Linked DNA regions of Homo sapiens: regions 1, 2, 3, 5, 6 and 7 are each linked to region 4. Evidence: read pairs that join two places in POLR2A ChIA-PET (ENCODE). Cell type or tissue: MCF 10A. All regions are shown on one strand.

Region 1 (4,000 bases), 70 kb after region 4:
AGGTTTTTAAACCAAAAATCATTGCTTATAGATAATGATCATTTAATTTTTTCTTTTTAAACTACCTATTTGGTTGTGTATTTCATCACACTTTTGACTTTTTAGAATATTGTAAAGTAAAACCTTTGGTTTTAGTCACATACACTTGTACTTCAAGCACTCACAGTCCAGCTTCCGATGACTCTGCAGATGTGGGTTTCAGCAGCCAAGGTGTATTGCACCTGCTCATAGACCTTGGGAGTGTAACTTTCTCTGTTTTTACAAGATGTGCTCACTGCTTAATGATATCACAGATGCTGTTGCATTTTATTTCTAGATTCCAAGTTATTTTCTTGAATGTGTGAGAAATATAATTAGAAAATTAAATATTTTTGAAATTAAGAATAGAAATAAGTGGGAAAAAATGGACTGTAAAAAAAGAAAGGACTATTCTGTGAGACCAATTTATGACAGAGGTGATTTAACTTATAAATGCTTCATCACACTTTACCCCTAGGCGGGGTTGCCAAAATCATGAGCATGTTAATGTTAGCTGGTGCTTTGTGTGCTCAGAAGATATCACTAAAGAAGCCGAACACGGTGGTGCATGCCTATAGTCCCAGCTATTCAGGAGGCCAAGACGGGAGGATTGCTTGAGCCCAGGAATTCAAGACCAGCCTGGGCAATATAGCGAGACTGACCTCATAAACAAAACAAAACAAAAAACAACCAAAAAAAAAAAAAATAGATATCACTGTGAAAGGAAAATAAACCCCAGGAGCCCCAAATCACTAAGCCAAGGGAAAAGTCAAGCCTGGAACTACATCAGGCAAACATGCCTCCCATTTTATTCCTCAATAATACAGCTACAGGCTGGGTGCTGTGGCTCATGCCTCTAATCCCAGCACTTTGGGAGGCTGAGACAGGTGGATCACCTGAGGTCAGGAGTTCAAGACCAGCCTGGCCAACATGGCGAAACCCCGTCTCTACTAAAAATACAGAAATTAGCCAGGCGTGATGGCAGACGCCTGTAATCCCAGCTGCTTGGGAGGCTGAGACAGGAGAATTGCTCTGTTCTGTTGAATTTCACCCTGGCTATGGAAACCAATAGCTTATCTTCACAGGTGTGGGACAGAAAGTCATCCCTATGCTCATCTGAGACAAATGCATACCTGATTGCTTCCTCTGCCCTATTGTTTATGTAAAAATGCAGATTGACTGAGCCAGATTACATTGTGTATTCAGTGAAAGGCTGATGAAGGACTCAAAAGAATGCAACCTTTTGTCTTTTACCTACTTATGACCTGGAACCCCAACCCCCTACCAGAACCAATGACAATGTTACATATGCTGATGTCTCTTATCTCCCTAAAATATATAAAAGCAAGCTGTACCCCCACCACCTTAGGCACATGTTGCCAGGATCTCCTGAGGTTGTGTCATGGACGTGTTCTTCACCTTGGCAAAATAAACTTTCTAAATTGGTTGAAAAATAAATAAATAAATGCTTCATCAGTGATACATACGGATGTTACCAGAGTGATGTAATCTTGGTCAACAGATATTGCATGTCATTCAGTTCCTATTTTATGTTCTTTCCATCTACGTTCCTATTTCCTGGAATAGGAGTTGCTACAATGGCAGCAGCAGGCATCTTTAGTTTAGTTTTTCAGACATGAAAGGTACCTACACATATTTGTATCTTAGAAAGGTCACTCTGATAACACATTGAAGGATAGATTAGGGTAAGGCAAAACTAACAATAGCAAGACTAGTTAGGTGCTAAAGTAATACTGGAAAGAATGAAGAAGTGGGGCAGATCTGTGAGGTCTGAGGAGGTAGAGTCAGTTATTCTTGAAGAATGAGATGCAGGGCTGAGTAGATGAGAAATCAAGTATAGCTCCCCAGTTTTTTGATTTGATGATTGAGATACAGGGCAATACACCATGTGCTGCTGGAACCCACATCTGCGGTATCTTGGGAAGCTGGACTGTGGTTGTTTGAAATACAAGTGTCTGTGACTAAAGCCAAAGGTTTTACTTTACAATTTTGATGCCAATATAAGTAAAGAATAGAAGAGGAAAAGTAGGCATGGGAGAGAAGACAATGCATTCAGTTGTGCAATACTTTGAGTTTCAGATGCCTGTGTGACATCAAGTGGAAACGGTAGTTGATTCATGCATTTGGCACACAGGAAAAAACACAAATGCAACAGGCTTTCTATTCAGTCTCTTTCTTTCTCTGCGGCGCAAGGAAATAATGAGGGGCAGGAACACAGCAAGAACACAAACAGAACACAGTAAATGACTTCTGTATGCACTCAGTTGAGACTCTTCTACGGAAGTTTTATGTTTTTCTTTATTATGGTAAAATATACATAACATAAAATTGGTCATTTTAACTGTTTTTAAGTGTGCAGTTCAGAGGCATTAAGTACATTCACATTGTTGTGCAACCATCACTATCATCCCTCTCAATATTTCTTTTTTTAAAATTTAATTTTAAATTGACATATAATAATTGTACATATTTATGTGGTACATTGTGATGTTTTGATATATATATAATGTGTAGTGATCAGGTCAGGGTAATTAGCATATTCATAATTTCATTTTATTGTGTTGAGAACATTTAATATCTTCCCTCTAGCTATTTGAACCTATACATTATTGTTATCTATAGTCATCCTATAGTGGTATAGAGCACTAGAACTTATTCCCCCTATCTAGCTGTAATTTTATATCTTTTAACAAATCCATGCATGTCCCCACCTCTCCCTACCCTTGCCAGACTCCAGTATCCTCTGTTCTACTTTTTACTCCTAGGAGATCAAATTTTTTTAAATTATTATTTATTTATTTATTTAGCTTGTGTGAAAACATGTAGCCTTTATCCATTTATCTGTTATTGGATACCTAAGTGGATTCCATATCTTGGCTATTGTGAATAGTGTTCCAATAAACATGGAGGTACAGATTTCTCTTTAATATATAGATTTTGTTTCCTTTGGATAAATACCCAGTAGTGGGACTACTGGATCATTTGGTAGTTCTATTTGTAGTTGTCTGAGGAGACTGCATACTGTTTCCATAATGTCTGTACTGTTTACATTCACACCAACAGTGATTAAGAGTCCCTTTTCTCTACATTCTCACCAGTATTTGTTTTCTTGTCTTTTTGACAATAGCATAATAGCCATGCTAACTGGGGTACCTAATTGTGGTTTTGATTTGCATTTCCCTAATGATTAATGGTGTTGAGGATTTTTTTTCAAACACCTGTCGGCCATTGGTATGTCTTCTTCTGAAATATGTTTGTTCAAATCATTTGCCCATTTTAAAATTAGATTGTTTGGATTTTTTTGCTGTTGAGATGTTTGAGTTCCTTGTATATTCTGGGTATTAATTCCCTCATAGAAAAATAGTTTGCAAATATTTTCTCATATTCTGTCCATTGTCTTTTCACAGTGTTATTGTTTCCTTTTATGTGCAGAAGCTTTTTAGTTTGATGTAATCACATTTGTTAATTTTTGCTTTTGTTGCCTGTACTTTTGAGGTCGCAGCCATAAAATATTTGCCTAAATCAATGTTCTGGAGTGTTTCCACTGTGTGTTCTTCTAGTACATTCATAGTTTGGGGTCTTACATTTAGGTCTTTAATCCATTTTGAGTTGATTTTTGTATGAGGTAAGAGGTAGGGGTCTAGTTTCATTCTTCTGTATATGGATATCTAGTTTTCTTAGCATTGTTTATTGAAAAGACTGTCCCTTCCCCAGTGAATGTTCTTGTTGTCTTTGTCCATACCATTTGCCTATAGATACGTGGATTAGTTTCCGGGTTCTCTATTCTGTTCCACTGGTCTATGTGTCTGTTTTATACCAATACCATGCTGTTTTGGTTACTATAGCTTCATAGTATATTTTGAATTCTGGTAGTATGATGCCTGCAGCTTTCTTCTTTTTTCTATTGGCTGTTCTGGCTATTTGGAGTCTTTTTTGGCTCCATACAAATTTTAAGATTTAT
Region 2 (4,000 bases), 90 kb before region 4:
CATTAGTAGAAATACCTAATGTAAATGACAAGTTAATGGGTGCAGCACACCAACATGGCACATATATACATATGTAGCAAACCTGTACATTGTGCACATGTACCCTACAACTTAAAGTATAATAAAAAATAAATAAATGAAAAGAAAATGCAGTGAGCCATGAGCATACTGTTGCTCTCCAGGCTGGGCAACAGAGCAAGACCCTCTCTCCAAATTTTTTTTGTTTTAAAAGGAAGAAAGTTTAAAAAAAAAAAGACGGAGTGATGTAGTGTGCCAGGTACTGCTGACAACGTGAGGGAGAGGAGGCCTGAGAACTGACTATTGGATGTAGCAACAGGGAGGTCATTGATGACTTTGACAAGAACTATTTTGATGAAGTAATGAGGATGAAAGCTATTTGGAATGGATTCCAGAAGGAATGGGAGTAGTTGGACTGGAGGCAGAGTAGAGACTACACTTTAGAGGAGTTTTACTCTAAAAGGGAAGAGAAATAGGGTCATATCTGAAGGAGGATGTGGAGCCAGGAGAGTTTTAAAGAATCTTTCAAGTGGAAGAAATTATGACAGCACATTTGTATGCTGGGAATGATCCAGTAGAGAATAACAACTTGATGATACAAGAGCAGGTGGACAATTGCTGGAGCAATGTCTTTAAGTCGGTAAGAAGGATGGGCACCAGTGCACAAGGGGCAGGATGGGTCTTAGCTCAGAGCCTGAGCTATTCAACCATGGCTACAGGAGGAGACACGGTAGGTGTTTGGACACAGAGATATATACATGGATTGGAACATAGGCACCCACTCTGGCTCATCAGGCCTCTTGCTGGCAGTTAGTACATTTGACAGATGAAAGTGTGGTCCGTGGTTCTTGTGCCATGTGCACCAGTGTGCTGCATGAAAGGCCAGCCCTCTCACTCTCCCCTCATGGGCACACACAGACATGGGCTCTTTCCAGGCCTTTCTTCTTGTCCTCACCACTTTCTTTTGGTAACATAGCATTGCATTTATGTCCATTCTGCAGTTTAAAAAATCTTGAGCTGAGACCAGCTTAGCCATTAACATAAGGTCACACACTGATAAATGTTAGATCAGTCTCTTCAGAGATTTGATGTCCATTCAGGTGCACAGGGTTGCCTTTTACCAGATGGAGGGGAGCTCCAGGTGTGTACAATGTGCACATGGCCTTTGCCCCATTTGCTGAGAAGGGGCTTGGAGCACTGGGGAGCCTTCTCTCCTCATAACCTTTGAGGGACCGCACTCTGACCACATTTTGCTGTCTGCTCATCCTCCTCCATCTTTAAGTCAGCACTCCGCTTTTCCCTTTTGCTCATTATATTTGGGGAGAAGCAGGGTTTATGTGCACATTCAGTTGCCCCAATCAGAGACTTTTTGAACCTGGAAAAAGCCATTGTAGGACTTCTGGGCTAATCCTCTCCATATCTACTCCACCTTCTTCATTTGCCTATGTTGGCATCTCAGGCACTATCTACTATCTACTTCTAGTACTTTCTACACTCAAAACAGAAAACATACACACATGTGTAGGGGCGTATACACACACACACACACACACACCCACACACACACGCAGAGCTGCTTTGTTCCCTTTTGGAAGGAGCTGTAAGAGAAAAATTGTGAGGGTTTAGCCTGAAAACAACTCTCCCTGCTGTTCCCAGGGCTGTCATTGCAATGATTATTTGGGCCGCTGGAGGCGGGGCTTTGGCATGCATCTGGCAGTCACTGTAAAATGCATTCCCCTTAAAATCTGCTACTTTATATTAGGTGAGCTGTACACTCCAAGTAGTAGGTGTTTTCTGTTATACATACATAGTGTATTAAGTCTCTGTAGATGATTGTCATGTTATGGCTAACCAGTCTGAACTCTTAATTATAATGAGGCATTATTAAAAAGGTTCAGAGGTATATAGATGGATGAAAATGGTGTTTCACATATTGAAATAGGAATCACTTAACCAAAGAATATATTTCGATGAATCTTAAACTTGCCTTAAAAACAGAAGAGGTTAAAAAGAATTTAGAAAAAATAAAGTTTTAGAGTGTTTGAGAATGTGTATATAAAATATTTTCAAAGCCATAATATGGATGCTCTTATGGCTCAGAAGCATGCCTACTAGAACACGTCTCGGAATGAGAGATGTTTAATTCTGTCACCTCCCAGAAAGTTTTGCAGGGTTTCTCACTTGAATTTGCTTCCCTTTGCAACCTCTTGTCCTGAAGGCCCCCTTCCCACCTGGAAATGCTGAGGCATGGGTGTGATAAGAATCAGTCATTTTGAAGAGAATAAGATGATGACTTTATTAACATTTCCATATATGCTGATTGTGTGTGTGGCGGGGTGGGGGCTGGGGTGGAGGCTTAAGGCAAAAGCTAGAATTAGTCATATGAATTATGGGCTTGTTTGGAGACTGGGCCGCTCCTGTTCCCAATCAGTGCCAGTAAATCCTGCAGACAGCTTCAACACCACTACTCTGTTTCTATCCCACTCATAAAATTCCATGCCAAGGTAAAAACCACAATCCTCCCTTTCTTGGTTTTTCATGCAAAAACTATTTTAGAATAAATTTAAATGTCAAACCTTGAAGAACTTTGAATAGTGGAGGCTTCAGCTCATTTAGTTCACAGCATAGCTAAAAAATTTGAAAAAAATAAGGATGAAAGTACTAACATTTTAGAGGCCTATATTTTTCACCGAATTTCAGTTCCAGAGGAAGACAAAATTGCTATGTTGGAAGAATAGGATAAAAGAAGAAATACTGAGAAAAGCATAAATGTCAACAGCAGCACTTTCATGCTCGGGAGAAGCCCAGAGGCCCCATGTGTGAATAACATTGCAATGGCTGCTTTATGCAGTATGTAAATAAACACAGTCCCCACACCATTTAAAGTATTCAGCACTGACCTAAACAGGCCTAGACATAAAATGCCAGTCCAGACAGACGTTTGTGAATATACACACATAACACATTGCAGGAAGAACTTGGTGCCTTTTTCCAAATATTTTATTATGTACACATTTCAGATTAGAAACACTTTCAGTGTTCATAGTCTGAGCAATGGAAAACATTTTTAATCAGTCCTAGACAGCAGGAAAACTTCCTGCAGGAGTTCTACAAGGTTTATTCTTCATTTAACAGATGTTTGTTTATAGTAGAAGGCAGGAAGCTGTATGGTATGTCTCTAGCTTCAAAGAGCTTAAAATGTGGTAGAGACCTTTAGGGGAGTTTGGTCATCAGGGAATTAAAGATAACTTTCATACAGCTATGTGAGAAAAGTATAAAATCATAAAGAACAAAGAGGAGGCCACAGTTATGATTCCAAAATGACAAACTAAAGAAGAACGCCCAGGCAAGAACCAAGAACCAACAATACCATGCAATAATTATTCTGGTGTCTCCTATGTTACAGAATGTGTTCCAATGAACTTTGAGAATCTAATGAAAGTAATGGGCCCAGAATATCCATATATCCTCAAACATTTGCACAAAATGTCAGGGATTTTATGTCCTTGACAATGTCTGAGTCCATGGGCTTTGTATTTTAAATCTTTTATAGTTACATTTACCATGGTTAATGTGTTACAACTATTTATACTCCTGTCTCCTCCACTAGAGTACAAGCACTTCTAGCACAGCAGTACATTATGTTGTATATTTTATCCACACCCCTTTCTGTTTTGCATTGTGCCTGATGCATAGAAGGTAGTAAAAATGCTGACCACTCACTTGCCTACCTACCTCAGTGTTCAGGTGTTAGGTTAATGCAGCATCTTCCAAATATCAGTCATTTGAGTAACACCCTCACAATTTTTGCAGTAGTTGCTTACCACCTGTATTATTTTACAAGATAATGGTTTTTGGTGATAGACAGCATTAAATACTATCAAATTTCAAAGTTGAGCATGTTATTTTCATTCCATTTCCTTTTAGCTTAACTCACACCAAGGAGGCAGTCCTCATTTAGTTCTGGTGTATCTTTAATATC
Region 3 (4,000 bases), 62 kb before region 4:
GAACTACCATTCAACCCAGCAATCCCATTACTGGGTATATACCCAAAGGAAAATAAATCGTTCCACCAAAAAGACACCTGCACTGCTATGCTTACCATGGCACTATTCACAATAGCAAAGACATGGAATCAACCTAGGTGCCCACCAGCGGTAGACTGGACTAAAAAAATGTGGTGAATATCCACCAGGTTCACAATGCAGCCACAGAGAAGAATGTATTCATGCCCTTTGCAGTAACGTAGATGCATCTGGAGGCCATTATCCTAAGTAAATTAATGCAGAAACAAAACCAAATACCACATGTTCTTACTTTTAAGTGGGAGCTAAACATTGGGTACACTTGGACACAAAGATGGGAAAAATAGACACTGGGGATTCCAAAAGGAGGGAGAGACAGAGGGAGCAAGGGTACTATGTTCACTACTTGGTTTATGGGATCATTAGAAGCTCAAACTTTAGCATCAGGTATTATACCCATGTAATAAACCTGCACATATACCTCTTGAATTTAAAATTAAAAGCAAATAAATAAATGAAAGAATTGGGCATAACCCTCAAAAAAATTCCAGAATGTGGGGCACTACTCTGGTCTCTTCAGGTCAGTGGGATGGGAAAAAGAGCAGGTGATGGGGCACAGGGGGAGCTATATTAAGATAAACTAAACTTGAGAGATGTAAACATGAAAACAATGTGTAATTCCGTATTGGATCCTGTTGGGAGAACAAGTTTGAGGGACAATTGGGATTCTGAATAAGGACTAGATATTAGAATTATTATTATAGGAATCCCTAAATTTTTAGGAGTGATAATGGTATTGTGGCTATGTTAAGAAAACTCCCTAATTTTTAAAAGATGCATGCCAAGAGGTTTACGAGGGAGGCATGCTATTATCTATAATTTACTTTGAAATGGTTCAGTAAACAAATGAAAAATAGAAGGATGAATGGATGGTTTGATGAATAAATGGAATAAATGTGGCAAAATATTAAAAAACTGTTCTCATATGCAATTGCTTATGAATCAGACTTAGTTTAGTAAAAACCAAACAGCAAGATAAAATAAATTGGATACTGAGGTTATTTTTAGATTTGTTATTACTGTCATGAATAATCTTCAATTTCAAATTTATGTTCCTTAAAACTTATTGTTACCATTGATTAATCTTATAATATATGTTACAAAGTTGAACTGATAAAATATTCTAATAAAATATTTATTTTGCTGTCTTTTATGTTGTAGATCCACATAAGGTATTCTTTGAAAACCCAGTTTAGTTCACAAGAAAAATGGAAAACAGATTTAGTCTTCTTGCCTTTTACGTTGCAGACATAGAACTTGTCATTGTAAATGCAGTGTCAGTAGGTCAATGACCCAAAAGTCCCCGTTCTTTGTGCTGAAAAATATCTGCAGAGAGGGAATGTTAGATTTCTGTAAGTGAAATTCTGAACAATACTAATTGTTTGCTTACCTGCAATGTATGGGTTGTTAAGATAAAACAGGGTGGGAACCTGATCTACCCAGGCATATCTTTCATGTGAATGTGAAGGAAATGATTCATTGACAACCCCAAAGACCTTGCTGGGAAAACACAGCTCAGTATTGCATCATCAAGCATTTGAAAACAAAGTGTCAGGAAACAGTTTAGAAATCAGTCTCTATCACTTTCTCTTATTAACTAGTTGTTTGTATTAATAAGAGTAACCACCACTTGTGTTTTGTTTTGTAGTTTATTAAGTGTATTTGTGATAACTTTTGGAAGTAGTAAGGTAGGTCTCATTACTCATTTTTCAGGTGAGGAAAATGAGGCTCCCAGATTTTCAGTGACTTGTTCAGGATTACACAGGCTGAAAGTGGAAGATCCATGTATTACTACATCTGGGTCTACCTAGGAAATGGGAGGGCATCAATTGTGTAATATAATCTCATAGAAACTCGGTTTTCTGAGCTCTAAGGAGGGCATAATGCTTATTTTACAGTATTGTTATAAAAATAACATGAAATTATATAAAGAAGACATCTAGGTCAGTATTTTCATATACATGGAGTTCGGTACATATTTAGTCCTTTTTTTTTTTTTTTTTTTTAGATGGGGCCTTGCTCTGTTGCCCAGGCTGGAGGGCAATGGCACAATCTCAGCTCACTGCAACCTCCACGTCCCAGGTTCAAGTGATTTTCCTGCCTCAGTCTCCTGAGTAGCTGGGATTACAGGCGCCCACCACCACGCCCAGCTAATTTTTGTATTTTTGGTAGAGATGGGGTTTTCCATGTTGGCCAGGCTGGTCTTGAACTCCTGACCTCAGGTAATCCGCCTGCCTTGGCCTCCCAAAGTGCTGGGATTACAGGCGTGAGCCACTGCGCCCGGCCCTTTTTTTTTTTTTTTTTTTTTTTTGAGACAGGGTCTTACTCTGTTGCTGAGGCTGGAGTGCAGTGGTGTGATCTCGGCTCACAACAGCCTTGACCTCCTGAGCGTAAGTGATGCTCCCACTTCAGCCTCCCAAGCAGCTGGCACTACAGGCACATGCCACCACACCCAGCTAAATGAGGCACCTGGCCTCATTTACTTTTTAGTGCCATGTTTATAGTCCTGTAGCTGTAATCTTAATCTGTACCTTAAATTTTCCACTGTCTAATTCCTTATATACCATCTTAGTAAGTTACAGTATTGCTATATTGAATCTTCAGTATAGTACTTTTCCAGGAGACTAACTGACAGCAAGCTTCTCTTGCTATTTTAGTTACTAATTCCTTCCCCCACTTTTGGGCAAAAGGCCAAGAGTATTTTGAGGAGATTAAGATGAACCTACAATTTATTGAATCATACCATTAAATAGAGTCAGAGTGAAGTTATAATACATTTGCAAAGTGACATATCTAAAGGGGCAGTAAGCAGCAGACGTAAGCAAAGTCATAGAAATCCATTTATCTGCCAACACATTTATGTAAGAAATTACACTACTGGTCAGGAATTTCCTGCTGTATGTCATTTTTTTTTTTTCTTATGGAACTTTTCAATAGCTTGTAATGGGCTGTTGTGCCTCCTCTTCAGGCTTGGCTGTTATCAGTGCCACTCAGATATCCCTTCCTATTCAGTGTGGAGTGCTTTGTGACACTTATGAATGGGTGCACCTATTTTTTAACTATTAGAATGTTGATTTATATCACAGAAGACTCATCATTTCTGCTTCCCTACACATAGGCCTGTTGTAAGAATTTACTGGTTTCAAACATGTATTAATTATATGAACTTGCAGGAAAAGAATGCCATAAAATTGAAAGCTACATGTGAGTTTTATAAGAGATAATTTTCTACCAAAATAATATGCAAAGGTAATAATTGGGGAAAATTTCTAGGCAGATGGGGAAAGAAATTCAAGTGTTTCTAATTATGTAGATAATGCTGAGTGAAAGGAAGAGCACTGTAGAAGGAATACTTGATGTGTAGCAGAAAACCAGAGTTTGAGTCTAGGCTCTGCCGTCTGCTAGATGAGCGTGGGCAAGACACCTAGGGCTGCAGTCTCATATACTTCAGCTGTAGAAATGGCCACTGAATCATATTTCTTAACCTCTGTTTTATTTTATTAGGAAAAATGTAACACCCCAGGAAATTTTAGTTTGCAGACGTGGTGTAAAACTTTACTTATGCAGCCTTATTTCAGTACGCTTGCGTATACAATCGAAGTATTTAGCACTTCAATGTTTGCAGAGATAATTGGCAAATAGAAAGTAATATAAAATAAATAAGTAGATTTAATGTTTTCTAATTTTCAATGGAGAAATATGGTTATATATATTTTTAAATTAGATTCAGCAGTAGGAGATTCAATGAATTACTTAGCCTCCTAAACATAAATCAGCTTCATCCTTCTCCTTTTTTTTTTTCAATTTTATATCAACAAACTGCCAGGAATGAGAGAAAAATTAATATTTCCTGAGAATGACTTTTGCATCAGTTGCATGCAACTGTTGTAAATTGTATCCTATCAGATATTTTGATTCACCT
Region 4 (4,000 bases):
TGAGTGTGAATATGTGAATTCACAGCCTTTCTCCACTGCAGAATGGTGAAACGATTCCAAGATGTTCTTCCTGGGTTTGAAGTCTTTGCCTGAACACAATTATGCAATGATTTGAAAGTCAGTTCCAAGATCTCTTGAACTGCTTATGAGACATTTTGTTTATTAAATAATTTTCTGAAATTGACTAGGTTTTAGTGACTCATGGATTCATGCAAACATATGCATGACATTTAGAATTATAGAACTAGAGGGGAAGAGATCAGCTAATGCACCCTGTGTTTTACAGTAAAGGAAATGGTGCCAAGAAGTCTAAATGACTTGCCCAGAGCTATATGAAGGTGTCCATGAGAAAACTGGGGCTAGAACCCAGACCTCCAATTCCCGGCTCGGAGTTCTTTCTTTTGAACAGATTTTCCGTGAATATTCTGATTACATATGCTATTTCCATGGTCAATGCTAAGCCCTTGGAAAAAAACAAAAATGACATTTTGCCCCCCAGTGATCTCAAGGTAAGATAAATATTTTATAATTGTAATGCATGGTGTCTTTAAAGAATGTACAATTCTCTGCAAAATTTATAACCCAGAAATGCTTTCAGGTACATTTAATCTTTACAATTCAGGTAAAGATTGTTATTTAATTAATTAATTAATTTTTTGAGACAGGGTCTCACTCTGTTGCCCAGGTTGGAGTGCAGTGGCATGATCATGGCTCACTGCAGACTTGACCTCTCGGGCCCAATTGATCCTCCCACTTCAACCTCCCAAGTAGCTGAGACTACAGGCACAAGCCACCACACCTGGCTAAGATTGTTATTTATGCTATATATGGAAACTACCAAGTAAGAGAGAGTGGCTTGGTCAAGGTTTCTAAAAATTGAAACAGACTTAAAAAAGATTGGGTTTTCAATTCCATTCTTGGAGTTTTTAAAAATGCAACATGAAAATTGATATTTAAGTATTTTTAAAAATGAGTATTAGTCATGGAGATAAGACTGTCCCTACTTCCCTCCTTTGTTTGGCTCTAAGCTGATGCTGGACTCTGCCCTAGTGTATCCTTAAAAGCTGATGTTCATGTCACGGCAACATTCCAATCCACAATGGATTGAGTTTTCCAGTTCATCAACAAAATCTCACTTACTTGAGAAAGGCTTGTCTGAAATCAGTAGTAGTGGTAGTAATAATAATAATAATGATAATAAACAATTGATATTTATCAAACACTGATTGTTTCCAGGTTCTGTTCTAGACACTTTACAGGTATTAACTGATTTGATCTTTCCGGCAAGCCTATGAATAGACACCATTATTATCTCAATTTTGCAGATGTTGAGACTGAGGCACAGAAAGCTTAAGTAACTTGCTCCACGTAACACAGTTAGCAAATGGCCGATAAGTTACATTTCGATTTTTGTTGTTCTTATTAAAAATGTTTACAATGATCATTTTTATATAATAACTCTAGTAGTTCAGTTATTTGTTTTGGGGCAAAGATTCTCCTTGAACCTCAGTTTTCAACTCTAAAACAATTGGGTTGAAGTGGTTGACCTTGAGGGTTTGCTCTAGTTCTACATGGTTACCAATTTATCACATCCTCTCACATCCTTCTTATGCTCTGTGGACCTAGGCTGTCCTGTCACACTCAGTTCCCTTCCTTCCCTGCCTTGCTCGATTTCCAGGGATAAACAAAAGTCACACATTTTTATCAGTTTTATTTGTATATAAACATAAGATGAGCTAGTCCTTCAAGACTTTTTAACTTGGGGAAAAACAAGGAAACTAAATAACCACTCCTGCTCTCCCTCTTTTCTCTCTCCCACTTCTTAAAATATTTGTTTTAGCAAACCCGTTTATCAAAGGTAATACAAAGTCCTCCACTAAGGAATATGAGGTCCAAAAATCCTACAGTTCTTTCCTTTATCCCAACATGTTTATACAGACAAAACCAGGTTAAAATCGACACAAGGTCAACTTGAAATGGGGAAAGAGGAAGGTGACGTCACAAAATAAACATGAAGTCTTGTGTACAAGCATCTGCAGAAGAGTTCAGCCTCACCACTTGGGTAATGCTGTTGGAATGTGGTCTGGGTTCACTGTATTTGAATGTAGGGCCGTTTAATATCAGCTAGTTCAGGACCACCCTTCTCACCCCCCATAAAGTGTGAGTCCCAGAAATTCTGCCCATATGTGAGTTTAATGGTAGGTTTGGGTACGGTTTGAAATGGAATCATCAGAAATTGTAACTTCCTTGACTCGGAATCAATGAGCTTTTCAAATAGTTACAGACATTGGAATTTGTAACTTTTCATATATAAAACTATCTTATGAGGTGCATATTTACCAAGCCTTGAAACAAACCCAAGTACTGAGATAAAAGTTCAAACTATATCGAGTGCATTGATGCTGAAAGGAACAGAAATAATTGTTTATATGTGTATTTGACATTCCACCCAGAAGGGGTTAAATCTCTGCTCTAGTTGATGTATTTTCTTCCTTATGAATTAAACACTAAAGTATGTCCATTTCATCACTTTCTTTACACACCTAACTCTCCCTTTATTGTGCCTTGTCTCCACTTGTCTGCAGAAAGATCTCTCCATATTTTGCTTCTGACGCCAAATAACCGTGATCACTTACGATGAAAGAGTATTGGTTAATAAGATTGTTGAGAAAGTTCTGTTTTGTTTATAAAGTCATTCCTATGTTTTTCATAATGTATCTTTTATCTTTGGACCAAGAGCATTGATCCCACATCTTTTTTTTGCTGAGTGTTTTCATTTGAGGTTGATTGTAACTATTTAAGGACATATGGTAACTACTTAAGGGCTTAATTATTCAATCATGGAGAGTTGGGTGGAACATGGGGACACAGAGGTTCGTTGGGAGATAGATGGAGGTTTCTCCTTACTACCTATGTGTCTCCCACAATCCTTTTACAGAGGGAGAGTGGTGAACTGTCTCCTGGAAAAGAGAAAGATTTATCCTTACATAATTTACCTATGTTTGTGCACTGAGCTGACATGTACCTCTGTATCAATGCTAACATCATTTCTCCCTCCCTTTTAGATAGGACTTTTATGAATCAGAGCGGGATTCTGTTAATTAGAAAGATGTGTGTGTGTGTTGAGCTTGGCACACCCTCTTTTCATTAGTGATAGAAGTGCCCGATAAGGGGCGGGGTGGGGGGGGGTCATGATGACCTTAACCTGGGTTCTAGTTCAATCCATAACCCAGAGGCAAAGGTAATGACGTGTGTATAATCACCACTTGAATTTTCTGCTCCACTGTATTTACATTAGAGGGAAACAAATCTTGTAATATGTACGTGCTTTCCATTAAGGATGCAGCACAAATATCAACAGTGTCCTTCTAAGTCAATATTTGCTAGGAAAAGCACAGGATGTTCTTGTTGTCATCATGGTACCAAGGCTTCACAAACTAATAAAAACATTGAAATTGTTACATATTCATACACAAGTACTATGAAGCATAACAGGAAAAAACAGGTCTACATTTTCATAAAATTAAATTCACACATGCTCTGATAGGCAAAAAGTTTTGTACTTACATAGATCATGGATGGAATTTCTGCTCTGTCTCTTGTGGGGTAAAGCAGCTTTAATATTTTATTGGAAAATAAAATTTCTTCTTTGTTGGATTCTCTTCAGATGAAACTGAATAGATGAATAATGTATATGTTTTATGACAATTAAAAAAAAGCCCTGTAATTTGTACAACTATGAGTGAGAGGAGTCAATTGACATTTGAAGCAAAAAAGATAGATAATGAGAGGATAAATGGATGGAAAATTCCACAGCTCAAAATCCCAATGGTTTCTTCAGGACAAGATTGTTACTTGAGAAGGCTCTGCTGAATTTTTGGCATTCCTGCATTATCTCACTTTGAAGATGGAATGTAAACTATGGTTTTCAGCCAGTACCACTGTTCTCTGAAGTAGATTCAATTTTATTTGCTGAAAGTTTTTGGTAACACCGATTTCT
Region 5 (4,000 bases), 130 kb before region 4:
GAGGCGTTACTTACCGTAAAATGTTAGGTATCCAAAGAGGGCGGCAAGCAGATACATGAGAAACATAGCAAAAAATGAAATCTTGGACACATTCATCATTCTTCTACGGCTGCGGCTATGTAATTCAAGAGAAAATTCAAATATATATTTCAGCAGCAGTTACAGCAATTGTCTAATATTTTCTCAAATTTATGTAAAAATGAAATACTCACTCTTTCAGTTCTTCATAGATGGGAAGAACAGCAGGATGACAGACAAATGAAAAGATCAGAATTGGCACAGCATAGACAGTCTGAAAGAAAACGTAAAAATCTACTTAATCTGATGTAACGAACTCATGCTGTCACATTTCCGCAGCATATATTTTATGTAAACAATCTTAGAATCAAAGCCTAAGTTTCCTTTGTGTAATTAGCTTCCATTCTTCTAATCTGTTCATGAAGTATGATCAATATCCTCACTTCTGAATGTGTCAATTATTAGCACCATATGATTATCTCAATTCTCAATCTATTTTCAGATGTAAACCAAAACTTTCTTCACAGTCCTCAATAATTAGCTAATCACATGTTTTCTATAAAGCACCTATTATCCTCCTCCCTTTACCCTGGGAGTGAATAGCTTCCCTCTTTTCTTCCCTAAACTCTTCTTTTGAGAAAATAAGCATATTTAGTTACCTGTGAGTTGAAAATAAAATAGTGAGGTCTGCAAGAGTCATTTTCAGTCACGTTATGTGACAAAGCAGGTACAAGAGCTGTTGGCTGTGTTAAGGTGGTGTTTATTGTTTCGTTAATTATCAAAGCAGCTTCCACAGGACACGGAACCTGAAATTTCTTGCAAATGACCTAAAAATATATTATTTTGCATGTGTTAAACTAAGTGACATGGCAGGGCTTATAAAAAATTTTTTCTAAAAAAAAAATCATACCCACCACAATCAGAAAGAACACCATACACAACAAGGAAAGGCCACTGGTATATCCCAAATATCCTATAAGGAGGGGTGGCAGGAATCAGTATTAGTTTAATGAAACAGATTTAAGGCAAATATCTTTTTCCCACTGAATAACTCAATTCTGCTGGGAAGACTTTAGGCACTAAAGTATGTGTATAGCACTAAATTTCTAATTCTTATGATACTAAATTATAGATTTATTTAAATATACTTGTCATAACCCAAGCTAATAAAAACTATCATTTGCATTATTTCTTACAAAGCACAACATATAGTGTCAATTAAATATTTTGGCTCCTAAATTTTGCATGCTGTAAGTCCCAAAGATATACCTTTCTACTTTCTAGGGCTTTTTCATTCTGATTAATTTCTATTCAGAGAAAGCCCAACTAACTGGTGAGAGGCTCATTTCAATTCTCTTTAGAGATGAGTTTGCTCACCTAAATTTCTAAACAGCGACAAAGGAAGAATGACCACCAATGACACCAACAGAACCAAATAGTTCCCGTTCAGATACCACAATCTAAAGAAAACAGAAACAAGGTCAAAACAGTCACAAATATCCTCTGAAAAATATACACATCTTCTAACAGGACTCATTTCATAGGAATACCATGAAAACAAACACACAAAAAAGACATGTTTGGAAAAAGTTTCCCCTGTTCAAGATAGGAATAACTTTTTAATTTTGTGTGCTAGATGAACATTTACTCAGGTTAGAAGTCGGGTATAAAACAGTGTAACTTTTGTCCCACTACTTGCTCTGGGAAGGCTGCCAGCTGATTCATAACACAAAATGCTTCTCAAAGACTTGATACTAATGCAGGGAACAAAGCTTGTTTGTTAAGCCAGTAATCTTATCTTTAAGCACTTTCAGAAAAATTGTACACCAACTTTGGTACAGCTTTAGCATGTAATTTCTAATGCTGGAAACTAAAAAATTTTAAAACAAGTTTTTTTCCAGATGCGTTAGCAAATATTATTAAATATTTCAATGAGGAAACGTTTTCATAAAATGCACAGGCAAACTGCCCCCCCCATAAAAAAAATTATAAAACTCAGTCCCCCAAACCAGGACTTATTCCAGGTTATCAGAGTATGTTGTGACATCTTGACCCACCTTTAACTCCAAAGACAGCCAAAAATATCCCTTTTGAACTTTAGAAAACATTATGTATATCCTCTAAGCCTTTTTCTTTTTAGGTAAATCATGAATTGCACTGTCTTCTAAATCACTATTTTCAAATTCTAATTGCCTCATGAATTCTGTTCACTTCAGCAGTAAGCACTCTGCAGAACACCAACACTTAAAGATCAGCTTAAAAAATTAAATTTCTAAAGCCACATCTGAGATAACAGCACTTCTCTATTTTGACGTAATGAGCTGCACATAGGGTGGGAAGTAAATTATCCTTCCCCATGTTTACTTTAGATAAATACCTGTGAGTTCACTGGGATGAGTAACTTTGCTAGAAGAAAATGGTTTCTATAGCATGCCCAAACATTTTCTGGCACATGTTGAGTATCCCTTATTCAAAATGCTTGGGACCGAAGTGTTTTGGACTTTGGAGTACCTGCACATACATATTTGAAGTATCTTGGAGATGGCACTGAAGTCTAAACACAAAATTCACTTATGTTTCCTATACACCTTCTTAAACCCATAGCCTAAAGGTGATTTTATACAGTATTTTAATTAATTTTGCACACCTGTCACGAGATCAGGTGTGGATTTTCCACTTGTAGTGTCATGTTGGCACTCAAAAAGTTTTGGATTTCAGATTAGGGATGTCCAGCCTGTATTTTGCATTGAACAGATTAAGTCTTAAGAATTCCAAACTTACAAAAATAAGACGGATTAATTTTTAATGTAATTCAAAGCTTCAGTCCTCACTTAGGATATATATTAAAAACACCTATAACTTCTTTAAGTATGAACATAAAGACAGAAAGCAAGTTCTAGAAAACCTGTTTTAGAAATTAAGATATCCAAAATTGTAGGGCTAGCTACTATCTTTCGGCCTTTCCTTCTCCAAAGTTCGAATCAGTTTACGGGGATGGGGGGCCTTCTTGGTCAGTTTCAAAAGGAACATTTATGGATAATTAACTAATCATTTTGTATACAACTTTGATAAAAATGTATCTAACCACTTTTGACTATAATTGTTTCTTATGAGTAACCTTACTTAGCACCTACCCAGTTTTATCTTCAATGTTCGTTAATGCCTGGATCACCAAAGGCAACTCATATTTCACTATGAAGAGGTAGCTTGACATAGCTGGAGGAAAACAAAATTATACCATTACAAGTGCAAAACGCGGCACGTGACACTAAAACGCATGTGTCACCATTCTGTGCTCCACAATGAGCATAAAGTCTACCCAAATAATCTTTTGAAAAATTCTTACCTCCAATGTTCTGCATTGTAATTGATCCAGATGCTGCAAGCTTTCCAACTAATCCAAATGCCTTATATCCCAATTGTTCATATAATAAAGACCCTACAATTTGAAGACAGAAGCATGAAGCCAAGGATTTTAAAAGAGAAATAAAATGATAGGTATACATTGTTTTAGAAAAATCAAGAATGCTATCATACCTCCTTCATTGGCAGTCTTCAAAAGGAGATGAACAGAATACAGGGAAAATATTGACACAAATGTCAAGAGAATTCTGGTGAGAGAAGGAAAAGGCATAGGGTTATAAATAAGCATGGCTATATTTAAAGACAACTCTTTCTGGATGTTTAAATAACATTATGTGTGCAACTTGTCCTATTTGTGTCAAAATGCCCTGAAGAACTGGCATTTCCTCTCCTACTAACTGGAATGGCAACACTGTCTCTTGGCTGGCAGTAAAAACTTGCATCATTTCTCAGGTGATAGTTCTACAGCATTGGTTAGGAACAAGGATGTCTACCCACTGAGCCAAACATAGCATGAGACACTGGAAAGCTCAACTTCCCAGTGATGGAGTTTGAAACTTGTATTTTGATTCTGGCACCACAATAATGAGCTGTATGCTTGCCACCTTTCTGCATTTCA
Region 6 (4,000 bases), 61 kb after region 4:
GGGCCAGTTCAGGTCTGATTTTTCCACATTAATTTATATCCTAAACTTTAGACTAAGGGCACCATTTCACATAGTGCTGTACCAAATTTTAGGAGAATCATTTCCTTCACAGTAGAATGTCTATCAAACCTATGTGCAATGTACTCTGCAATAATAAAGAAGCATTTTGCTAAAGCATGAGGAACTGAGCCTCTTGTTTTTGAAAAGTAGTTATGAAATCATCTCTTTTTGTTTTAAATCCAAGTAGACTAAATTTCTGATTGAAAAGAATTGAAGGTTTTGTTTTGCTTTGTTTTGAATATCACTCCCACCAGGAATTATCAAGTAGAATTTATTCTTAGAATATGAAAAGGGGTAGAGATATATTTTCAACATGCTCTCTAGATCATTGAACCAAAAAACCATAATTTTTGACATGTTTCAGCAGAACAATGGTACGAATAAGAGGCCATAGAACATGGTGGATAAGAGCACAGACTGGGTTTGCATCCAGGATCTGCTCCAGGACCTGGCTGTGTGTAATCCCTGTGTACCTCAATTTCCTCATCTGTAACATGGCGATAATTTCACTACCACTAACACTACCTATCTCAGAGGGTTATTAGAATGATTACACAAGTTAATATTTATAAAGTGCTTAGAACATTACCTTGGCGTATGTAATGGGTAAGCTGTTACTATCACCACAGATATAGGATTATTTATTTAATTGATGAATAAAAGTGGTATATATTTATGGTGTATAACATGATGTTTTGGGATATGTATACATTGTGGGAAGGCTATATTGAGCTAAATATATAATGTATATATTACCTCACCTACGTATCCTTTGTTTTCTGTGGTGGGAACACAAAATCTCTCTCAAGGGTACAATATTTTGTTATTAACTATCATCACCATGTTGTAGAATAGAGCTCTGGAACTTGTTTTTCCTGTCTAACTGAAATTTTGTATCTTTTGACTAACATCTCCTGAATCTTCCCCTCACTCCTGCCTCCAGCCCCTGGTAACCACCATTCTACTCTCTGCTTCTATGTTTGACTATTTTATATTCCAAATATAAGTGAGGTTATGCAGTATTTGTATTTCTCTTCCTGGCTAATTTCATTTAATGCTATGTCCTTCAGGTTAGATGTAGGATCTTTATATTAAAAAGACTGAAAGACGGTTTTCCTGTAAATATGTCCCATGTTCTTCTAGGAAAAGTCCTTTAGGTCTTGTCTTCCTATCTTCTGGTTTTAAATTTGTACCAACATTTCCTCTGTTTCACTAAATGAGGACTCAGTTTCATCTGGAAATCTCAATTCTAATCATTATCTAAAAGCCTCAACTTACAAATAGCATGCTATACTGGAAAAGTATTTTTCAGGAATCCCTCGATGATTAAAATGAACTGATATACAAATTAGAGAAGAAACAAAAGCATTCAATAGTGAAAATACAGTATTTTCCGGATCATAATAATTATGTGTTGTAATTCTATACGTATCAGTTTGTAATTTTCTGTTTTGTGATTATTCAATCAACCCTTGTCTTCATTTTTAGACTTTAAATTCCACAAGGATAGGGACTGTGCTTCGGTCATTATTAAATTCCAGCACCCATTCTCTGATATATAGTAGGCATTCAAACATAATTGTCAAATGAATGAATGAATACATACATGGCTTAGTAATAAAAATGATCCTTTGCAAGTCAATGTTTTTATGTAATAGTCTTTTAATAAGTTCACCTGTACTTAATAGGGTTATTCATACTCTTAATATTTCTATTAAGAAAGTAGAAGACTGACAGAGGTTAAAAGCGGCTCATTAACTTAGCAGAGAGGCAGGCTTGAGGAGGAGCCTCCAGTCTTCTGAGCCCCAGTTTGGGTTTGTTTCCGGTAAGATGACAAAGGATTTGGAGAATGAGGAAATGCCACCTTATTTCCCTTGTTAGTAGTTTTCCTTTCTTTCCCCCTGCAATAGTTTCATAACTTGCAACCTATAGATGCAGAAAGAAGAAGGGAGAGCATCTTCAAACAGTTAGTTAGGACTCTCCTTCTGGGAGGAAAGTGGATATCAAAGTACAGGATTGTTATATCCTCATGACTCAGAGCCCTGCATCCCAGGGGTGGTGACAAATCTGAAGCTCTGATGAAATTAGAACATACTGCTCACCCCCAGGCAGGTAGGTGTCTTGAGTATCAAAGGGTTAGTATCAACAGTGACAGTATTTAAAACGAATGTGCTATCTTACTGAGAAATTAACATGTAGGCAGATGTATAACTTTTAATTTAGTTATTTACTAAATAAATAATGTTTTATTTAGTGCCTGAAAATATCATACATAGAAAGATAGTTTTGACCATCTGGAAACTATTTTGGGGAAATTAAAAGTTTGGAGCTCAATTCTATCAATAATCCCCTCCTGCCTTTATTATTATTATTATTATTATTATTATTATTTCCCTGTTGCCTTGTCCTCAAATCAGATCCTAAAGCTTGTTTCCTATAAAGCAGTTCCCAACAAATTTGTAAGTCAGACTCTGTCCAATGTCCTCTGATATTTAGACATTCCTCTCTGATTTTGCTCTGAGTCACATGAACATATCACAGACATAAATGTTCTTGCTTTTTTGCTACTCTTAGAACATGTGGATATGATTTACTTCCTAAAACAGGATTCTTTGAACACCTACTTTCTACAAAATCCAACTCCCATGAAATCTGAGAGAGGTTTTCCTCTAAAGTATAAACCACAAGCATAACCAAATGAATTTTTTTTATTATACTTTAAGTTCTAGGGTACATGTGCACAACGTGCAGTTTTGTAATTTTTAAAAATCAAATTAGGCCATTAGAATAATGTTCTGTATCACTGGGATGGGAATTTAATGCTAGACAATTTAGGGTCATTATTATCATGCCAGGCACAACTGTCTTCAATTAGTTATGTCAAGGTGGGGATATAATTGTTGGACATGTTGGCTTCTTGTTTCATTCGGCTTCCATGCTGCATGAAGATTCCAGAAAACCATGATTAACTGGAATATTTGGGGAATGAAGACTTAAGTTTTATTTAATTTTTTAGTCAGCTTAAGTTTAAGCAGAAAGCACTTGGCTTTAGTTTTTGTTGAAAAACTTTCTAAAATAAGTTTATTTTCTTGCATCAAAAGGATAGCACAGTGGAAAGCTGTTTTCAATAGTTAAGAACATTACGAGTCCCTTGGGATCATTTTCTGACTCTTATAAAATGTTAACAGAGAGAGGGTTTTGAGATGAAAATGGATATGGAAACTAGTTAACAACTAGGCCCCTGGGTCAAACAGCTAGTTATCTCTGACTTTAAAAAGTGGACGATAAACTATTTATTGAGCACCTGCTATTTTACAGGGCATAGACTTTTCCCTTTAGGAGCCTCAATTCTGATGGGGAAGAGAGGGGTGTGTTTAAAAATAATTACTCTACAATGTTGTAAGTGCTTATGAAGGTATACAGCAAGTGCTATTGTAGCTCAGGGCAAGGAACTACCAATGGCCTAAAGGAGTCAAAGGCCTTCCTTTGGGAAAAATGATGGTCTGGGCCTTGACACACACATGAGTTAAATGGAGAAGAGGATGTAGGACATCCTTGATGTAATGAGTGAAACCTATGTAGGGCATGGTGTGTATGTCTTTGTGACAGGGCAAGGAGAGACTGGTAGCAGATGAGGTTGGACCAGCAGCCTGGGGACCATTTATACAGAATTCAAGCACTATTTTGCAAGTAAGGTATGACAGTGGAATAAACAATCTGACTTGTGTTTCAGAAAGATTACTCTTTTGGTGGTGGGAAAGAAGGACCGGAAGGAGGAAGCGACAATTTTGATAAATTATCCAGTTAATATTTCAAAAGAATCTTTTTACTGTTTGTTTATTGACCTAAATTATAGTTTGTATTTTTTATTTACCTTTAAGTAAGAAAACATTTCAGTTCTCTTCTCTTACTTAGGTGCTATGTTATTATCATCATTCTC
Region 7 (4,000 bases), 180 kb after region 4:
TGATATGGCTTGGCTCTGTCTCCACCCAAATCTCAACTTGAATTGTATCTCCCAGAATTTCCATGTGTTGTGGGAGGGACCTGGGGGAGGTAATTGAATCACGGGGACCGGTCTTTCCCGTGTTATTCTCGAGACAGTGAATAAGTCTCACGAGATCTGATGGGTTTATCAGGGGTTTCCACTTTTGCTTCTTCCTCATTTTCTCTTGCTGCTGCCATGTAAGAAGTGCCTTTCACCTCCCAATATGATTCTGAGGCCTCCCAGGCCATGTGGAACTGCAGGTCCAATTAAACCTCTTTTTCTTCCCAGTCTCGGGTGTGTCTTTATCAGCAGCATGAAAACAGACTAATACAGTACTCAATAAATATTAGCTATTTTCATTACTAGTATTTTGATATTTTTCTCTGAATATATTTTGTTCTTAAAATGTTTTCTGTTCTTGATTTAATTTTTAAAACTTTTTGAATTGAAGTATAACATATATATTTAAAAATGCAGAAATCAAAGTGTATTACTTAATATTTAAAACAAATCAAACATATCCATGTAACGACCTAGGTCAAGAAATAGAATATTACCAGCATCTCAAGAATCTCCCATACAGACACATACAAGCACCCTACCAATGAAAAGTATCCATTATATATAATTCTCCTCAAAGGTATCCTTATTTCTAACACCATAGATTATTTTTCTGTTTTTGAAATTTTTATAAATAGAAGTATACAATATATAATATGTAATTTTTTTTGGTCTGGAATCCATTGCCTGAAATCGTATTTTTAAGAGTCAAGTGTGTTGGTGTGACATGTTTGGCTCTGTGTACCCACCCAAATCTCATCTCAAACTGTAATCCCCATGTGTCGAGGGAGGGACCTTTAATCTCCACATGTCGAGGCAGGGAGGTGATTGGATCAATGGGGGTGGTTTTCCCCATTCTGTTCTCGTGATAGTGAATAAGTTCTCATGAGATCTGACGGTTTTATAAGTGTTTGGAAGTTTCTCCCTCACTCTTTTTTCTCTCCTGATGCCTTGTGAAGAAGGTGCCTGCTTCCTCTTCACCTCCCACCATGATTGTAAGTTTCCTGAGTCCTCCCCAGCCATGTGGAGCTGTGAGTCAATTAAACCTCTTTCCTTTATAATTTTCCCAGTCTTGGGTGTTTCTTTAAAGCACAGTGAAAATGAACTAATACAGTGCATGCAGCTACAGATTTTTCATATTAATGTATAGTATCCAATTGTGTGATTAGAACACAATTTATTTATTCATGCTAATATTGATGGATTGTTTCCAATTTCATGATATATCATCAAAATATAATCACATTATTGGTCTTTTTAAGAACCAACTTTTGGATTTGTTAATATACTACTGGCTTTATGCTAGCTAATTAAGATCTGCTTTTATCTTTATTAACTCATTTGTCCTTCTTCCTGGCAGTTTTCTTTCCTAAGTTTAAGTTGAACACTTAGTTTATTTAGCTTAATTTGGTGAAGATGCGTTTGCTTGTCCCAGATTTTTCATGAGATGAGATTTTTCATGAGATGAAGTCTCTTTTTCATGAGATGAAGTCTAAATGCGTTAGGAGGCAAAACTTGGGTGTATTTTTCTGAACACAATTAAATCGCTTTTAAATGTTAGTTTATGATGTTGTGAGTTTTTGTTTTTTTCTTTGCACTTATTTTAGTGGGAAGTTGCACTAGGCTCCATAATTGCTGTCAACCAAATCCTGTATGAAGCTGGAAGTCTGTACTATGGAAAATCTGCTAATTGTATCCATGCTCCCATCCATCCATCCATCCATCTACCCATATATCCATAATTTTATGTGAAATACACCACGAGGTGCTAGAAACATTTAGGTGAACAGATAGAAAGGTTTTCTTAAGGAAGGACAAGAGGGAGCTGCAATTAAACAGGGACTGACAGGATCAATTTGCATTTTAGAAAGGCAATTCTGATGGCAATATGGAGAACAAACTGTAATTCAGCAAATTGGAATGTAGGAGCAGCTCTTCAGAAGAATGGATGACCTTCAGGTGCTCACTGTTCATGAGGAGCTGGTGAGGTGTGGCAGTGGTGCCAGGAGGGAACATTTTTTATTATATAAAGTCTTCATGATGCAACAGATCTATTTTTTTTGGCACACGAATAAGAAACTATGCCCTTAAAGAAGATAAAGTCTCCAATTGTTTCTTTTTAAAAGTTTCTTATCCTAATGTCTAATAGGAATCATTAGAAATTAATATTTTTCTAACTAGAGGCAAGTGATAATGTCTCAAAATTTCCACAGCTGTTTCAAACGAAATCTTAGCATTAATCTATTTCTTTTTCTGTGACATTTTAAATACTAATGTAGCATTCATAACACCTTTCCAGAATCCAAATTATATTTTATAGGAAGTAAAAATGTCTTTGAGCCAGGCTATTCATCCAAAGCATTAAGAGTTTCAGCTAGATAATTAGAGACTGGTTAAAAAAAAATGTGAATATGAAGTAGCAGAGCTAATTCTAATGAACCACCTAGGACGATTAATCTTATAAGTTTAATGTTCTGTCACTTAATATTTAAAAAAAATTTTGGAAATAAAAGACACCATCACATGATGACTAATCGAAGCTGGAGCATTTGAAAGTGATTTGAGAGGGAAAGTGAGAGGTACCTCCTGGTGAATATACTAGCTTAAGGAGCAATGTGGTATTTGGGTTTCTGAACCTGCAGGTTCTACAGCCTTGTGCTTATACCGTGACTCGTGAAGGAAAGGAGGCTGACACAGGTAAAGAAAATACCAGAAGTGTCATAAAAGAGGATTTGGTAATTCAGCAAAGCTCTGAGTCAGTAACTACCACAGGTCTGGCATGGCAATTGCAGGCCATGGATTATTAAAACGGCCTTGTTTGAAATGAAATTTAAAAATGGAGGTCTTAGCCCTGGATCTCCTTTTTGTAAATAGCATTTTTAGAGAACTGACCACAATGCTTGAAAAAGGTTACAATTCATCAACCTAAGCCACCCATTTATGGTTTGGTGTTGATGCTTTTCTCTACTCACTCTCTAAGGTTAGTTAAGATGTTGTTAGATTGTTTTCTCACCTTGATTTAGAAGAGAATGATGGTCCCTGGCTGGACAGGCACAAGGATATCTCTCTAGGGTGGTGAGGGGTGAGGAATGAGGGCAGATTGGGGATGAGGGAAGTGGAGGGAGAGATGGGAGGAGGAAAATAGCATGTGGAATTAAACACATCCAAAGTTTTTGGTGTTCCTTAGATGACATTTATCAAAACAAATAAATCGTTAAATGGTATTTAGTTGAGCAAGTACAGTAACTGAAAAAAGTAAATGAAGTATGAGTCTACTATATAATCAGAGTTTTAAATTCTTATTTTACTTTTTCTTCAATATGTAGTCTTAAGAATTATATGAGAGATGAATTCTTTATAAAGAATGAATAAATTCCGGAATCAAGATAAAAGCATTGTAAAGTTATAGTTGAAAGCAAAGGGTGAATATTGGAATTTTCAAAAAAATTTCTAATGCTCCAGCAAGGGGTTTTTAATTTATTTTTTAAACCACTGAATACCAATAGCTTCCAGGAGAGGGGGATAGAGAGTCAATTGATTTGACTGAGGCTCTATTAGAAAATCCAGTTTTAAAAGTTAAACCAGCCTGGCGCCGTGGCGCATGCCTGTAATCCCAGCACTTTGGGAGGCCGAGGTGGGCGGATCGCTTGAGCCCAGGGGTTTGAGACCAGCCTGGGCAACATGGCACTACTCCATCTCTACAAAAATACAAAAAAGTGGCCAGGCGTAGTGGCGCACGCCTGTGGTCTCAGAAACTCCGGAGGCTGAGGTGGGAGGATCACATAAACTCGGAAAGTCAGGGCTGCAGTGAGCTGAGATGCCGTCACTGCACTCCAGTCCAGGCACAGAGTGAGACCCTCTCTCAAAAGAAAAAAAAAAAAAAGAAAGAAAGAAATTCTAGTCTCTCAGGGCAATATTT

Evidence for each region. ChIA-PET counts read pairs that join two places held together with the same protein. Peaks named below come from ENCODE experiments on the same cell type or tissue, not always from the same donor. Only the 100,000 strongest peaks of a DNase experiment are listed, where the experiment ranks them.
Region 1: POLR2A ChIA-PET joins it to region 4 with 21 read pairs; 4 of 35 experiments call an interaction of 5 or more read pairs at or near these places.
Region 2: POLR2A ChIA-PET joins it to region 4 with 11 read pairs; 4 of 35 experiments call an interaction of 5 or more read pairs at or near these places.
Region 3: POLR2A ChIA-PET joins it to region 4 with 26 read pairs; 5 of 35 experiments call an interaction of 5 or more read pairs at or near these places.
Region 5: POLR2A ChIA-PET joins it to region 4 with 15 read pairs; 14 of 35 experiments call an interaction of 5 or more read pairs at or near these places.
Region 6: POLR2A ChIA-PET joins it to region 4 with 81 read pairs; 5 of 35 experiments call an interaction of 5 or more read pairs at or near these places.
Region 7: POLR2A ChIA-PET joins it to region 4 with 10 read pairs; 3 of 35 experiments call an interaction of 5 or more read pairs at or near these places.

What each region holds. Positions count from the first base shown.
Region 1 is chr12:46,560,889-46,564,888 of GRCh38, forward strand. The region is part of intron 3 of SLC38A4-AS1 (SLC38A4 antisense RNA 1); the gene reads left to right. Among named protein-coding and RNA genes, the nearest start is that of SLC38A4-AS1, 180 kb to the left of the region's middle. In MCF 10A, no CTCF peak of the experiment used is centred here; a DNase peak (open chromatin) is centred at 2,113.
Region 2 is chr12:46,400,214-46,404,213 of GRCh38, forward strand. The region is part of intron 2 of SLC38A4-AS1 (SLC38A4 antisense RNA 1); the gene reads left to right. Among named protein-coding and RNA genes, the nearest start is that of SLC38A4-AS1, 19 kb to the left of the region's middle. In MCF 10A, a CTCF peak has its summit at 1,713; a DNase peak (open chromatin) is centred at 2,428.
Region 3 is chr12:46,429,033-46,433,032 of GRCh38, forward strand. All of the region lies in intron 2 of SLC38A4-AS1 (SLC38A4 antisense RNA 1), which reads left to right. It overlaps LOC124902923 (a long non-coding RNA gene), which reads right to left. Exons shown (of 2, transcript XR_007063284.1): 2 at 1,200-1,404. Among named protein-coding and RNA genes, the nearest start is that of SLC38A4-AS1, 47 kb to the left of the region's middle. RefSeq lists enhancers at 1,314-1,815, 1,354-1,648. In MCF 10A, no CTCF peak of the experiment used is centred here; DNase peaks (open chromatin) are centred at 1,579, 1,839 and 2,819.
Region 4 is chr12:46,490,705-46,494,704 of GRCh38, forward strand. All of the region lies in intron 3 of SLC38A4-AS1 (SLC38A4 antisense RNA 1), which reads left to right. It overlaps LOC124902923 (a long non-coding RNA gene), which reads right to left and starts at 3,766. Exons shown (of 2, transcript XR_007063284.1): 1 at 3,568-3,766. In MCF 10A, no CTCF peak of the experiment used is centred here; DNase peaks (open chromatin) are centred at 127, 2,017 and 2,567.
Region 5 is chr12:46,363,712-46,367,711 of GRCh38, forward strand. SLC38A2 (solute carrier family 38 member 2) reads right to left here. Exons shown (of 16, transcript NM_018976.5): 5 at 3,556-3,629; 6 at 3,365-3,457; 7 at 3,153-3,234; 8 at 1,396-1,478; 9 at 933-991; 10 at 678-845; 11 at 213-292; 12 at 15-115. Among named protein-coding and RNA genes, the nearest start is that of SLC38A2, 7.1 kb to the right of the region's middle. In MCF 10A, no CTCF peak of the experiment used is centred here; a DNase peak (open chromatin) is centred at 1,750.
Region 6 is chr12:46,551,471-46,555,470 of GRCh38, forward strand. All of the region lies in intron 3 of SLC38A4-AS1 (SLC38A4 antisense RNA 1), which reads left to right. Among named protein-coding and RNA genes, the nearest start is that of SLC38A4-AS1, 170 kb to the left of the region's middle. In MCF 10A, no CTCF peak of the experiment used is centred here; a DNase peak (open chromatin) is centred at 2,121.
Region 7 is chr12:46,672,262-46,676,261 of GRCh38, forward strand. No RefSeq gene overlaps it. Among named protein-coding and RNA genes, the nearest start is that of SLC38A4, 150 kb to the right of the region's middle. In MCF 10A, a CTCF peak has its summit at 3,594; DNase peaks (open chromatin) are centred at 2,080, 2,780 and 3,620.